Linked DNA regions of Homo sapiens: regions 2, 3 and 4 are each linked to region 1. Evidence: chromatin contacts called from ENCODE Hi-C or POLR2A ChIA-PET data. All regions are on one chromosome and are shown on one strand. Each heading gives the region's core, a stretch centred on a gene start or an enhancer-like site at or near the end of the contact. The rest is flanking DNA. Distances are from core to core; before and after follow the strand shown.

Evidence for each region. Hi-C counts contacts between places; a loop is a spot of excess contacts on that map. ChIA-PET counts read pairs that join two places held with the same protein, here RNA polymerase II (POLR2A). Pooled maps may share reads with other maps.
Region 2: a pooled map shows a loop between it and region 1 (3-fold over the local background). The contact joins two enhancer-like sites. A Hi-C loop is called at or near these places in 7 of 50 pooled maps. POLR2A ChIA-PET finds 5 or more read pairs at or near these places in 3 of 52 experiments (BJ, H1 and PC-9).
Region 3: a loop to region 1 is called in a map of GM12878, with 4 times the contacts of the local background. The contact joins two enhancer-like sites. A Hi-C loop is called at or near these places in 1 of 168 maps with a recorded cell type or tissue (GM12878), 15 of 37 single-sample maps with no recorded cell type and 7 of 50 pooled maps. POLR2A ChIA-PET finds 5 or more read pairs at or near these places in 1 of 52 experiments (RWPE1).
Region 4: a map of IMR-90 shows a loop between it and region 1 (2.4-fold over the local background). The contact joins two enhancer-like sites. A Hi-C loop is called at or near these places in 1 of 168 maps with a recorded cell type or tissue (IMR-90) and 4 of 50 pooled maps. POLR2A ChIA-PET finds 5 or more read pairs at or near these places in 5 of 52 experiments (B cell, MCF 10A, Panc1 and 2 more).

What each region holds. Positions count from the first base shown.
Region 1 is chr20:37,988,971-37,992,636 of GRCh38, reverse strand. The region is part of intron 7 of TTI1 (TELO2 interacting protein 1); the gene reads left to right. Among named protein-coding and RNA genes, the nearest start is that of TTI1, 43 kb to the left of the region's middle. RefSeq lists an enhancer at 1,973-2,052. Within about 2 kb of position 1,941, at least 24 of the 41 ENCODE cell types and tissues checked have a DNase peak (open chromatin) inside an H3K27ac peak, as active enhancers do; they include IMR-90, where a contact is called at or near this core.
Region 2 is chr20:37,737,360-37,741,025 of GRCh38, reverse strand. CTNNBL1 (catenin beta like 1) reads right to left here. Exons shown (of 16, transcript NM_030877.5): 3 at 3,542-3,648. Among named protein-coding and RNA genes, the nearest start is that of CTNNBL1, 45 kb to the right of the region's middle. Within about 2 kb of position 2,110, at least 3 of the 41 ENCODE cell types and tissues checked have a DNase peak (open chromatin) inside an H3K27ac peak, as active enhancers do.
Region 3 is chr20:37,802,204-37,805,869 of GRCh38, reverse strand. It overlaps CTNNBL1 (catenin beta like 1), which reads right to left. Exons shown (of 16, transcript NM_030877.5): 11 at 2,822-3,003. Among named protein-coding and RNA genes, the nearest start is that of VSTM2L, 99 kb to the left of the region's middle. Within about 2 kb of position 1,794, at least 5 of the 41 ENCODE cell types and tissues checked have a DNase peak (open chromatin) inside an H3K27ac peak, as active enhancers do.
Region 4 is chr20:37,820,650-37,824,315 of GRCh38, reverse strand. All of the region lies in intron 11 of CTNNBL1 (catenin beta like 1), which reads right to left. Among named protein-coding and RNA genes, the nearest start is that of VSTM2L, 81 kb to the left of the region's middle. Within about 2 kb of position 2,120, at least 3 of the 41 ENCODE cell types and tissues checked have a DNase peak (open chromatin) inside an H3K27ac peak, as active enhancers do; they include IMR-90, where a contact is called at or near this core.

The DNA.
Region 1 (3,666 bases), core at 692-3,191:
CTGGGCTAAAAGGAAACAAAACTAGACAATACTTTTCAAATTTTTGAAAAGATGAAGTCAGGCCGTGTGCTGTGGCTCACGCTTGTAATCCCAGCACTTTGGGAAGCTGAGGTGGGAGAATCACCTGGGCTCAGGAGCTCCAGGCCAGCCTGGGCAACATAGCGAAACCCTGTCTCTACTGAACATATAAAAATTAGCCAGGCGTGGTGGTGTGCACCTGTTGTCCCAGCTACTTGGGAAGCTGAGGCAGGAGGATCACCTGAGCCTTGGAAGGTTAAGGCCATAGTGAGCCGTGATCACACCACTGCACTCCAGCCTGGGCAACAGAGTGAGACCCTGTTTCAAAAAAAAAAGAAGAAGATGAAGTCAGTGCCCAACAAGTCTCATAATAGAAAAATAAAGCTTTTAGGATGCTTGGCCTCCACCCCCAGTCCTACTCCCACCTGCTAACCCCAGAGCCCAGATAGGGATGCAGGGTGCCAGCAGGTGGTGACCAGCTGGTGTACCTTCTGGCCACGCAAGTCCTGGATGCTGTTATTGCTGTAGCCCCTGATGGGGCGCTGGGGAGGTTGCCATTCCAGCTCCCTCTGCCTCGCCATTGTGTGTGAGAGAAAAAGTAGCAGTCTTGCTTTGGACAAACCGAGGTTCAGATCTTACTGGCCATGTGACCTTGAGCAAATGATTTAGCTTCATTTCATTTTCTTCCTCTGTAAACTGGGGGTGATGAAAACTCCATTCTCATAGGGTGCTTGTGGATGAATCACGTTAGTATGTCCAAGGAGTCTCCAGGTACTGTTCTAGGGACTGGAATTAGAGGGAACAAGATAGGGGCCTCTACCCTCTGCTTATGTTCTGAAGGTATATTTACATCTGTGTACACACCTATGTGGGGTACATGTATGTAAATTTCCCAAATATGTTATACATGATGTGTATGTTACTCATACACATAGACACTGGCCACAGAATTTCTAGTTGTAAGCCTGCTTCATCCTTACTAAAATCTGAACTGGGGATTTCACCTCAAAAGGATCTTTTTCATGTTAATTGTGCCACCACTGTTTGCAGAAGTCAGGACCGGGTTTGAAGGTTCATTTACAGACTGACTTCCCTGCTCTCTTTCTAGCAGTAGGATCCCATCCCATCAAAGAACCAGCTGGTGCCTTCAAACCCTGGACGAACACAGACCGGCACAGGCTCATTCATTTCATCCCTGTCAGAGCCCCAACTCCTCTCTTTACCCACACATGAGCCTATTATATTTGAACGGATGAGGAGCCACAGAGGTGATCCATTAGTTCAGCTGAGCTTGAAATTAGTAGCTCATCCCCTTAAATGGTGTGGGCAGTTTGGCTGAGCTTGGACTGCAAAGCTGTTCCCCCTTGGATTGCACCCAGCATGGAAATGAGGACACACCTAATATTTTTTCCTTTTGACACTTGATTAATAGTTGACAAATCCAAACCCAAGTAGTTAGCTTTCCTATTATCCATCTTTTGACAGGCATTGCTGGTTTTCTTTTTGAGTCCCATTGTTCTAAAAATACACTCAGATCTGGAGCTGTTCACTGTGCATATATAGGCCTGATTTCATGGTGTCAAAGATAAGAGACATCTGGCAGGCAGATTACAAACAAAGTGGGTTGCTGGGTTTCAGAACTGAAGGCAGGGACCTCTGGGCTACTTAAATCTACTTAAATTCAGTGCTGCCAATTCTGTCCCTTCTTCCTTGGTGTTGTCATGTCACTGATAACCTGCCAGGGTCAACCATCTTACCACCCGGTAGGAAAGCCAAGCGTGGGGTGTGTGTGCACAGTGCATGCCGTGCCAGGTTGGGAGCAGAATGTTCTCGATGACAGATCGAGCCTGGTCGCAGCACCGCCTGCACAAAGTGGGTTTTGGTCATCAGAGGCTGTGGTCGACCACAGGGTAGTCATTTCCTCATTCTGCAGGCTCTGTCATCCCTCTCGAACACCTCAGAGGCGTGGAAGTAAATGTTGTCTCAGTACTGAGTAAATAAAGTAGCCAGGGAGATGATCTCTATTTGTCTTATTGTATAGATGTATTTTAAAAGATTTTTATTGGGTCTCTTATGATGAGCCAAGTGCTGTGTTGAGAGTTGAAGATTTTCAGAGATAACTACCAAGGCCTCACATTGTTGTTCAATAACAAGATAACCTTGGCAAATTAATTCACTTCTCAAAGTCTCTGTTTTCTCATCTATAAGACCGAAAAAAGCATGTATGTTATTTTGCTTATTTCACCTACTACAATGACGACAAGGATTCAGTAAAGTCAGGTAGCACAAAATACCACCACAGAGTAAAAGTCACTAAATAGTAGTTGTGAATCATTATTTAAATTTCTTCTTATTCCGAAAATGACTTGGAACATCTTATAAATTGTTTGCAACAAAGAAAAAAGGAAGGAAGTGAAGAAATTTTTTAAATGGAAAAATAACAGCAAAAACAAGATGAGACCGAGTTGAGGTTAATATAGACAATACAGTTAGAGCCCTGCACCCTTGCTAGAGAGGAGCTTTCAGAGTGGCTCTGTGCTTCCTGACAGACAGCAAAGAGGAAAATGGTACAGGAAGTACCTGAATAAGAGTTTTTAAAAAGAAAAGGAAAGAAAGCTTTTCAGAAAGAAGCATGGCTTTCCTTATTACTGACGCTTGAGGAAAATTTCTCTGTGGGTCATCTTAAAAGAACACTGGGTACTGTTGTGACTAATATCCTCAACGTCCTTGCAGTAAATACAGAAGGACATTTCCTAGAGCTGTTTCTGAAGGCATCCGTGAGTGGAGGCTGCTGGCTTAGTGCCAGAGCACAGGTTACAGGAAAACAGTTCAGGCAGGAGGTGGGCAAGCCTACCTAGGCTGCTATGAAGATGTCTTTATCTTCAAGGGTACATACCTTCCAGGGAGGGGCAGGAAACAATGTGGCCCGAGAGTGCAGCCAGCTGGGGGAAAGGTCCGAGTCAGCCCTCATAGTGCTCAGCACAGAATGCCACTTTGAAATCTGTGCCCAATACACTGTCGTGGGATCTAGGCTTGCAGGGTTCCTGGAGGCAGGAGAACTGGCCAGATGGAAAGGGCTGCTTTTAAATCTCGCCCCAGTGGGATGTAAACCCTCCTAGATTCTGGCTTATTTTTGAATTGTCTATAACAGATTGGACCTCTCAGCGCCATATCCTTTTAAATATGCACAAAGCAATGGAATCATTCCTCTGCATTTATGATACTTTATCTTGTGGCACTTCAGAGGTATGGTTAGCATCATTTGCTTCTACTGGTGTTTACGGTTTTAAGTCCTGCCCATGTTGCATTTAAATATTTTTGATATGGGTCTCTGTGTGAGTATGCATGTTGGCGTTAGATCGATAGATGAATGGTTTTGAACAGGTAAACATAGTTAAGTCAAACGAGCATGTATAGCTGCAAAGGTAATTGGTAGTATTTATTTGGAGAGTAAATCGTTGCTTCAAGTCATAATCCTCCATTTCCAACATTTAGAAATAAAAAACGACCTCCGTGCAGGGGAAGATAGCTAAATTGAATAGCAAGAAAGGACAGGCTTGAAATACTGGTTAACCAATGAACTGAGACCCATTAGAGTAAATTACCAAGTATAGAAACATAGCCCCACTGCTTGCTGGCTAGGACGCA
Region 2 (3,666 bases), core at 861-3,360, 250 kb after region 1:
CAGCAAATGACCAGCAAAGTTCAAAAACACTGGGAAAGCCACAGAAATTGGTAAGTCCTAAATGCAATCACTGCTGGGGGAACATGATGCTCCCTCCATCCAAGTAAATCAGCAGTTCTCAAAGTGTAGTCCTAGGACCCCAGGATGGGGTAGCGGGGTGGCTGGAGATCCTTTCAGGGAATTATAAGATCAAAACTATTTTATAATAAATCTAAGACACCATTTGCCTTTTTCACTCTCATTCTTTCAGGAGTGTACAATGGAGTTTTCTGAAGGGCTCCATGACATGATGACATCACTGCCCTGATGGCTAATGAAATGTGTGCTTGTCTATTCTTGTATTTGCCAGAATTTTCTAAGCACTTTGGGATATTCAATAATTTAAGAGTACAAGGAGATCCTGAGACCAAAAAGGTTGAAAATCAGTAAACTAAGTAATTCTGTCCCTGCAAAAATGAAGAGAAGAACTATTAAAGGACTTTCTAGGGAAACAGCACACTCTAGTCAATGTGGTGTTTAGGAGAAAGATCAGGCAGTGCAAATTGGAGGGTGCATAAGGAGAACTGTCAACTGAATCTCAAATGCAGTCAAATGAAGAGAGGCATTTTTGGGTATGCGATCAAAATGACAATTGGATATATGGGAAAATAAATTTGAATGTTTCTGATCTCAACCGGAAAGTTTCATCCGAATACACTCTAGCAATTTTCATCTTAATTTCACCTCGCTGATCTAGAGAATTACGAAAGACACTGCACCAGTGAGAATTCAAGAACTCAAGGTTAAAACACAATGTAGTTTCCTAACTGCTTTTCGACATGAAAAAAAAAAGTTCTTTATGCACAATTTCAATTTTCATATGCTCAGATTTTAAAACTAAAATAGTATATACATTTTGTCTGAATGGAAAACACTACCGATTTTTTTAAATAAAATCACATTGTCTTAAACCCAGTTAATGAACTGTAACACTAAGGTACCTAAGATGTAGATGGTGAACATAACCTGCAGAAACTCTGCTCCAAATTGAGAGACGTGTATCTACCAAGCGGGCGAAGGAAATACTGGTGTTCAAAGAAGTAAACTGAATTTCTTAAATTTCCAGTATCATTACCCGCAGCATAGCTTCCTCATAATGTATCCTTAGGTTCAAGCAATGGGGATGTAATAAAGACGACAGGGACTACATGAGCTCTCTCATGTTTACTGAACACCTACAGCAAGGCAAGTACTGTGGTAGGCACTAGAGACAAACAAGACACCGTCCATCTCCTAAAAGGAACAGAGTCTAATGCAGGAACCACTGAGTACAGAAATAACAACAAAACAAATGGCAAAGATGTTAAAGACTGATCACATGCATTGTGGGCAAGAACACAAGAAAAGAGATGCTGCTGCTGGGGGGAGAATTTAAAAATACAGTGAGAAAATTGGCAGTAGCTATCATTAAAATGTACATACCCTTCAATCTGGGAATTCAAAATTTAGGTATCTATCCTATGGAAATATATGCACACAAAGACACATGTACAAGTAGGTTCACTATAGCATTTTTCATAAAAGCCGATTTTAAAATAATCAAATGTCCATTAATAGAAAATAATTAAATAAGTCATGGTATTTCCAAACCATGAAATACTATGCACCAATTAAAAAAACACAAGGTAGATATGCATGTACCACCTGGACAGATCTGTTAGATGACCCAAAAAATCAAGGTGCAGAATATGCACAGTATGATTTAAGTAGAAACAAATACATTTGCATAATTAACTGTTCACAAGGTTCCTCTAGGCAGAGGAATGGAAAGGGATCAGAGTAGTGAAGGAAAACTTTCATTTTTCACTCTACTCATGTACCACTGGTATTTTCAGAATGACAATCTATTCATGCATTACTTGTGTAATTACACACACACACACACACACACACACACACACACACACAGTGCTCCTGTATGGTGGAGATCAGTACAAAACCTGATAGGACTCTAATGCTGGATAAGCTGGGCCCTGATCTATTAATAGCTACTCCTACTATCAAAGAGGGCTGTGGCCCTAGGCCCAGTAACCACATTCTCCCCACTCTGCCTTCTCATCCACAGCACAGGGACAACATAGTTGACCACGCTGGCCTCTCTAGGTTGCCATGAAGACTCTGTGCCCGCTGACACCTCTGTGCCTTTGTTCATGCTCCTCATATTGCCTGGCATGCCTTCCTGTGTTCTTTTCCGCCTAATAAAAATGAATCTTCAAGGCCCAGCTCAACTACTATCTTTTCTGTGACACCCTCAATAGCCCCCAACTTGGTATTTACTGTTTCTTCTCCTATTATATCTCTTTTAAAGTGTCTGTTTCCTTCTACCTTGCCTTTATAGTCAGTCTCCCTAGTAACCTAAAAACTTGAGTGCAAAGCCTGTACTACTCAATTGTTAATTGCCTGGGGGCCTTGGGCATATTAAGATTCATTAAAATTGTATGTCCTGGGAGGGACAAAGATAGGGAAAGAAAGAGAGGTTTAGAACATTAAAATCGTATAAATGTGAAAGTCCCCTTGGTTAGGATTCAAGACTGACTGAAAGATGCCAGATTCCTCACATAGCACTTCATAGTGCACCAAGGTGCCAGTGTAGTAAAACTCACGTTAACTATCATCTCATGGGCACCTACTATGTGCCAGGTACTAAGCTAAACACTTACATTATTCTCCTTTAATCTTCATACAACCCTGTGAGGAAGGCATTATTTCCTTATACAGATGAGACACCCAAGGCTAAGAAAGGGGAAGTAACTTATTCAAAGGGATGTGTGTATCACACCAATATCTGTCTAACTTCAGAGCCTCTGAAATGATCTCCACAGTAAAGCTATCACTAACGGCAGGCACGATCAGTCTTCTTTGGGCACTGAAAAGAATAATGCAGGAGAGTTAATATGTTAACTGCGGGGCTGATCTTGAAAAGGGCTAGCTTACAAGGCTGGCCCTAGGCTGGCAGCCAGGAATTTGGCTTTTGAAATGTTCCCTAAGTGATAAGGTTGCTGCTTTGTCAGCCCGGGGCACTGAACAGCTGCTTTCCTTCCAGGAGCCTACAATTTTGGTTGTTATTGTTATTACAGGCAGAGAATGCCTACATGACCAGTCCTCCATAAAAACCCTGAACTCAGAGTCTGAAATGGGCTTCCCTGGACAGCATCACTGCACACATGTTGATGCATTTCATTGCTGAAGAAAGAAGCATGTTTGTATAATCCCACCCACTGGGAAGGAGAAAACATAGGAAGCCTGTATCTGAATTTCTCCAGATGCCACCTGATGTGTCTTTTTCTCTTGCTGATCCTGTTGTGTGCCCTGTGTAATAAACCACAGCCCTGAGTATCACTGACTTTGAGTCCTGGGAGTCCTTCTAGTGAATTCCCAAACATGGGGGTCATCCTGGGATTCCTGGCCCAAATCACAAAAGCCAAAACAAACCAAAATCAAAACAAAATTAGCCAACGAAACGCCACAGAGGAGACATGGTATCAGTGGAACAGAACCTTACTTCTCTGGATTGTCTGGAAACTTAATCCGCAATTCTTGGTTTTTATATGATCTCTTTTCAAATGTGAGGATCATTTTCTTCACTGAGCTTTCATCCAATGGCTCCTCCTGGTACAAAGAGACAAA
Region 3 (3,666 bases), core at 545-3,044, 190 kb after region 1:
CACCACGGGACCAGGCAATGGGATCTAGAGGGGACAAGGCCATTGGTTCCATAATTTCAAGGGCTATGAAGGCAGAGTCCTGAGACCAAGAGTCCACTGAACAGAAGATTCTATCCTAGTCTACGGGTTCATGACATGCTTCCCTGAGAAAGAGACATCAAAACTAAGGACCAGGCCGGACACAGTGGTTCCTGTCTATAATCTCAGCATTTTGGGAGGCCAAGGTGGGCGGATCACTTGAGGTCAGGAGTTCGAGACCAGCCTGGCCAACATGGTGAAACCCCATCTCTACTAAAAATACAAAAAGTAGCTGGGTGTGGTGGTGGGCGCCTGTAGTCCCAGCTACTCATGAGGCTGAGGCAGGAGAATCGGTTGAACCTGGGAGGCAGAGGCTGCAGTGAGCCGAGATCGCATCACTGCACTCTAGCCTGGGCAACAGGCCAGGGAAAAAAAAAAAAAAGGAAAAAAAAAAACAAAAAACAAAACTAAGGACTAAGGACAACTAAAAGATAGCCAGGCAGACAGGGTGGAGAAAAATCACTGCACATGGAGGGAAGAGCATGCTGGAAGCCCGGGGGCAGGAATGAGCTGGGCATGCCCACCAGTATTCCTGATGGTCTGAGGCCACTGTGCTCTAGCTTAGCACACAAATCTGGCCCACTTACGTGAGAAGGGCTGGCACTCGGAGGCCAACAAAGAGCACAGTCTTACCCAGAGGACAGGACAAAGAAACCCTGCACAGTGCGCACTGCTCTGCTCTGCCTCCATTCTCACTCTGCCATTCATGGCCGAAGGCCGGTTTGTAGGAGTGGCAGCAGCTGGCAGGGGTGGCAGGAGTGGAGGGCTGTGCTTTCTCCTTGGAGTTCACTTCTGCTCTCTGGGTACTGGTCCGCTCAGGATGCAGAGCTCATCCTCCCCAGCCATTACAGCCTGAACATGCCTTCTAGGAGACGTCTTACCAAGCCATTGCCCTCACTAACATAATGTTATCACATGCCTAATGCGGTTACTCTAAAGCAAATGGACTGTTACCAGCACGCCACCGGGCACATTTTTCAGAAGAAAAGCAGCTGCTCACTGAATCTGTCACTTCCTCCTCTTCTCAGTGCCATGACCGCAGAGCAGGAGCCTGCTAAGGGCTGTTTTCCTTCACACTCTGTTCCAGCACACTCAAGATGCAGCCTCAGGTCTCTCAGTGGAACCCAGCAGGTCAGCCACAGCATCCACCCTGAGGAGCTTCCTGGCTCACAGGCAACCCTGACAACCAGGGCTTGTTCCTGAGAATCTGAAGGTGTGGCTATCAGAGCTTCTAGTTCACTAGTCCACTTCCCTCATCTTACAGACCAGAAAGGAAAATGCAGTGAAGGGAAGTTAAGCCAAGGTTCCAAAGTCGCACACCTAGTTAGCTGTAGAACCCACAGCTCGGCTGCCTTCCCAGTTCATCTCCTCTAAAAAAAAAAATAAGGATGCCACCAATACTTCATAGGTTGTGAGTTTTAAATATGATAGCGAATAGTGCAGCCGGGCCAGGAAAGTGGCAGGCTTTCACTAAATGTTGACTGTCTGAAAAGTTTATCTCCTAGACCTCCAGGACCCCCTCCATTCCCTCTCCCAGGGACTCATTTTGCTGAATTTTCAGTGGGGAAAATCTAGCACGGGGTTAACATATTTATAGCTAGTGTTTGGTCAAAATGAGTTAAACTGAAGTCTCTACTTGTTCTCAGGTCTCTAGGCCACAGTATTTGCAAGGCCAGTTCCTCTTTTGCTCCAGCCAGATTTCCTGTTGTCTCTGGAGAGTTGATTTGATAGAGAAGATATCACTGAAGATAACCACTGAAGGTAGGTCACACCACCTTCCCTTTAGCCACTCCAAGTTGGGAGAGACTAAGCCAAGTCAACTGGAAAAGAGAGAGGCGGGAGTTCTCAAACTTTCGTCTATGAGGATGAGGAATGCAAAAGATCCTGCAGATACCCATGCCAATTCCACCAAGCACTGACAAAAAAAAAAGCCTCCTAAACCATGGGACGAACATTGCTTCTGAGAAAACAGCCAAATGAGCCAGTCAGCTCAGCTTCTGCTCCTCTCTCAACACACTACCTCCCCACTCCTCTCCACCCGCTCCCCACACTTTAAAATAACCATCCAACCATGTAAATTCCCTGGTGCAAGTGTCTGCCAGCCTCCAGCAGAACTGTCAATGCTCATAAATCCCTGGCCTTCCAGATTGCACTGTGGCTATTTACTGGGGAGAGGGCTGCAGCAGGCCACTAGACAACAGCAGGAAGAGACTGGCCTAGCAGTAACTACTCTGGTTACAGCGTCACAATTCATGGCAGCATTTTGCTGGGAGCGTGCACCATCAGGGAGGAGAAACATAAAAGGGGAATCTGGGCTATAAATAGTTTATTTCGGCAATTCCTGATGTTGGCTGAATCATACTTTAGTACAGAAATACATGAAAGCACCACTCTGGAGGTGACATGTGTTGCCACCTCATTACTCTTTTCAAAAGGGTCTTCCATCAGAGAGACACCTCGCTACAAATTATAGTGAAGAAAACAAAACCCTCACACACAGACTTATTAACAGTCCAGAAGGAAATGGAATGACCAGGATTCAAACAAGCAGAGAACTGGTGCAACAAAGGCTATCAGTGACCTGGGGTCTCTTTTTCATTCATGAAAAATAAGAAAATAGTAAGAAAAAGGTAGCACTCTTCCCCTCTATCCCCCAAACACGTCAGAATTTTTCAAAGTAGTTCACATTTCCCTATTTCTCCTAATGCACCTAAATTAGGCTGACTCCTCCAGTGAACCCTACCTTCATGTTCCTTCTCAGTGGTTCCCACTTTCTTGATCTTCCTGGGAGATTTCATAAAGAGGGGAAAGATGGTTCGTAAGCCAAGAATGTCAACAAACTTATGGCAGTTGTCTGTGCCTTCGGGGCCAATCATGGCATGGTCCAGCACTTTCAGGGCACTGCTCCGGGAGATCTTCTTTTCCCTGTGAACAAAAGAGGTTTCAGATAAGGTATTTCATGGGGAAATTATAGAGCTTAAAAAAAAAAAAGGGTATTTGCTGCCGTACACATTATACATCTAAATGGAAATATTACATACTTGTTAACAATTAGGAGAAGACGTCTACAATAGGGTGGACAAATTCTTACAGTCAGAATGATAAACACAAAAGGCAATACTCAAAATTCTTTATGAAGCATTACCACAATTACACATGAAAAATGTACATTAAAAGTGACTGGAAAGAAAGAGACTAAAATTATAAGAGATTATTTCGGGGTGTTGAGATTATAGACATTTCATTATTCATTTTTCTTTCTTTTTAACAGCTTTATTGAGACAATTCGCATACTATACAATTTCTACCAGTTAAAATGTACAACTCAATGGGTTTTAGAATATTCACAGATATGTCAGCTACCACCACAGTCAATTATAAAACATTTTCATTGCCCTGAGAAGAAACTACATACTCTTAACACCCCCTACCCTCTTCATCCCATCCTGGCCCTAAGCAACCACTGATCTATGTTCTTTCTTATAGATTTGCCTATTCTAGACATTTCATGTAAGTAGATACCATATATTATGTGTTCTCTTATGACTGGCTTCTTTCACTTGGCAATGTTTTCAAGGTTCATCCATG
Region 4 (3,666 bases), core at 871-3,370, 170 kb after region 1:
TCCTCAGAACACTTTCCCATTATTACACATGGACTCCGAAGAACCTTGCTGGAAGCAGCGACACAGTTTTTTCTTATTAACTCACATCCTTGTAATGGCAGTATGCTGAAGAAGTGCTATGAGGCTGGCTTCTGAGCTTCAGCCCGAGTCCTCTAATGAAGATAGCTATACGTCAGCGCAGCTGGTTCCCTTTGGTTTCCTGCAGCGCATCACTTTTAGCAATAGCTCATCTAAAGTAATTTAAACTGACTTTGTGCCCTGGAAGCTCTTTCAGGATTTGAAAAGTATATTATATAGTTACCACTCCTCTCCCTACCCCCACCCAACTAAACACATAAAAAAATCTTTAGATCCTAAAATGAGACTTTGGTCTTTTGTAAGGAGTCCTTTTCAGTGGTTTGCTCACTGTCTTCTCACTAGCCCTGGATAGCATGCAAGGGCCTGGAGCCACACACCCAAGGCTGAGCACGAAGGCTCAGCTGGGAATTTCCCTACATTCTCCCTCATCAGCAATGTCTTTGTTCTTCCATTTCCCCACTGTCCAAGCATCAACCTACCCTGGTGCAGGAGAGCCGAACACCACAGTCCCAATGCAAAGAAGGTGTTCACACTCCTCTGAAAATCCTCCCTGGATGCCTGCTTTAGACAGAAATTCAGTTGGTGGGGGAGGGGGCCTGTTTCCAGGGCCTTCCAGCAATGATCTAAACCTACCTCTTCACTGCTTTCATCTTACTCGACAGTCCTGCCTTTCTGCTCTTCAAACAGCCGCTCCCTCCTCCTCCTATTCTTCCCACATTAAGCAGCAAAGTCCTCCTTGAAGCTACTGCAGCCTCACCAACTGTTGAGCTCCACACACACTCACACTCCCTCCAGGCTCCAGGGCTTCAGCTGATTTCCACAGAAACCAGAAAAACTTGCTGCAGACCCAAGGCGGCCTTATGTTCACTTTCTTGAAATCTGATTTCTTGACCCTTCTTCCTTCAGCCAGTCAGGCGGCAGTTAGAGGACAGGAGGAATTTCAGCGCTGCACTGACATAGCTCTTTCTTTTCTAGTCTCAGACTAACAAATGAAACCATCCTATAATCTTTCATGCTCAGAGACTACTGGAAAAACAGGCAGTCATCTCTGTAGTGAAAATGCTTCAGGACCACATTCTAACAGGGATCAGACTCATCACAGAGAGGAGATAAAATAACCCAGTTAATCCTAAAGAACATATGGCATTTGTGAAGAATGAGTCCATGCTGTTTTATTAACCGGGTACAATCAACAATATATATTGGCAAATATATTAAGTACTTTGTTGCCATCGTCATTTTCTCCAAAGTTAATCTTTCTATACACCCAGTGCAACCATTTTAGAATTGTACAAATAAAGAACTAAGGGCCTGCAAAATCTGCGTGCCTTTCCAGACAGGTCTTTCTGAGGAGCGAAAAACCATTTATTAGCACTGTGTGCTGGATTCACATGCTGGGTGCTTCATATACTCTTTCTCACTTAATATTCATGACCACCCCTGGAGTGAATTATTCTCCCCATTGTACAGATGTGAAAAAATAAGGCCCAGAGAGGTTATGAGCCTTACCCAAGTTTTCAGAGCTACTGAGAGCCAGAGAGTCTTTGATCTCACTTCATGAGCCAGCTTTCTCCCTACCATCCTAAATCTGCCTTCCTAGTGGTAAACTAAATTTACTAGCACCCAACTTTCCAGGGCGCTGCTTAGCAGAATGAGTTGTGAGAAATAAGCAGAGAGTCCATTTTGAACAAAGCTATAAACTGAAACTCCAATGTCCCTTTGCTTTATATAAAACAGATGGTTTCTGGCAAAAACTAACTTCAAAGTTATTTCTGTGAAACAAATTCTACTTGTCTGCCACTATGGAATCCAAGATGCATTCCCAAGGAAAGAGCTCTCCAGCCCGCTTCATCATAAATATTTGGTAAAAGGGAATGACGGGCAGCCAAGGCAGATGCTGGGCATGGCTGCAAATCAGCAGCAGTGTGTCCTTGCTGGCAGCAGTATTCCATAACTCCCCTCAGCCTGGCCATGTCATCTTCTCTGTTCAGGGAAGACACCCACACCACGGCCACAGGAATTCTTCCTGCTCCTAGGCAGCCTCTGACATCACCCTGGTAGCCTCTAGAAACTACGTGTGGTAGAGTTAGACACACGCTGGCACAGGAAGCAGAAAATACAGATTTATTCTCTAGCATGATACTAATAAGCACAGTAATAATCAGAAAGGCACACTTCCTTTCTGGGACTTAGTTTCCCCAACTGTCTATTGAACAGTCCTGAGATCTGGAAGATCTCAACAGCTATAAAATTCTTCCCTTTCTCTATGACAGTGGTTCTCAGTTGGGGGTTGTGCAGGGGGAGGGGTGGGAGGATTCCACTGTTTGAGATATTCTGCAATTTTTATGTGTGTGTTTGTGATGACTGACTGGGGGTTGCTACTGGCATCCAGCTGTGGCAAGAGGCCAAGGATGCTGCTGAACACTCTACAATATGAAGGGGAGCCCTCCACAACAAAAAATTATCTGGTTCTAAGTGTCAATAGTGCCAAGGGTGAGAAAATCTGATCTAAGTTACTTCTGGCATCTAACAGTATACAGCTGAACTATCAATAGATTCTATTGCTAACATACATATTCCAGCTAGGAAAATGCCTAAATCCAAGGCTCTTGCTCATATCAGTCATTGATTTTATAAATTAAAAATTCCACATGAGGTAAAATTACATGATGTCTAAGGTTGCCTTAAAATATTACAAGAAAAAAAGAGAGGAGGGGAACAAACAAGACTGGCAAAACGTTATTCACTGAAGCTGAGTGATGGGTACATAAGGATTCAATATATAATTTTCTCCACCTTTGTATATTTCTGAAATTTTCCCTAATAAAAAGATTTATTTTTTCCTTTTGATTAAGTCTGTTTAAAGGGATATAAAGGACAAAAGGGATTCCTATCCACCCCCACGCGTAAGGCATAGTTCTTGCCTAGCGGAGCTCACAGCTGAGTGGAAACAAGCAAGCCAACCACCACTGTACAAAACGGATGCTGTCGGGAGCATAAGAAAGGAAGCAGTCTCAGAACAGAAATGGAAAATCAGGAGAGGCTTCAAGGAGGAAGTAGGATGAGGGAGATTTCTAAGAGTAAGTAATCAGTCTTACAGAGATGTGGGTAAAAGAGCATCTCAGTCAGGGGATGCATCCAATGTCAAGATGTGGAGGAGAGAAAAGAGTAACACCAGGAGGGGCTTCCCTAGTTTAGGCTAGGTGGAAACAGGGCAGGGGATGAGCAAGGTGGTACCGGCAAGAGAAGGCCAAAGGGGCAGGTCTTCTGTCATGCAAAAGTCTAGATTTTACCCTAGATCTGTATTAAGAAGACCTGAAAGGATTATGCAGCAAAATCACGTGATCTTATTCATACTTTACAGCCACCAGAGGCAGTTCATTTGTGTATTAGTTCACATTCACGCTACTATAAAGATACTACCTGAGACTGGGCAATTTACAAAGAAAGGAGGTTTAACTGATGGACAGTTCTGCCTGGCTGGGGAGGCCTCAGGAAACTTACAATCATGGCAGGAGGTGAAGGGGAAGCAAGCACCTTCTTCACAAGGTGGCAGGAGAGACAGAGAGAGCGCGTGGGGGAAGCCGC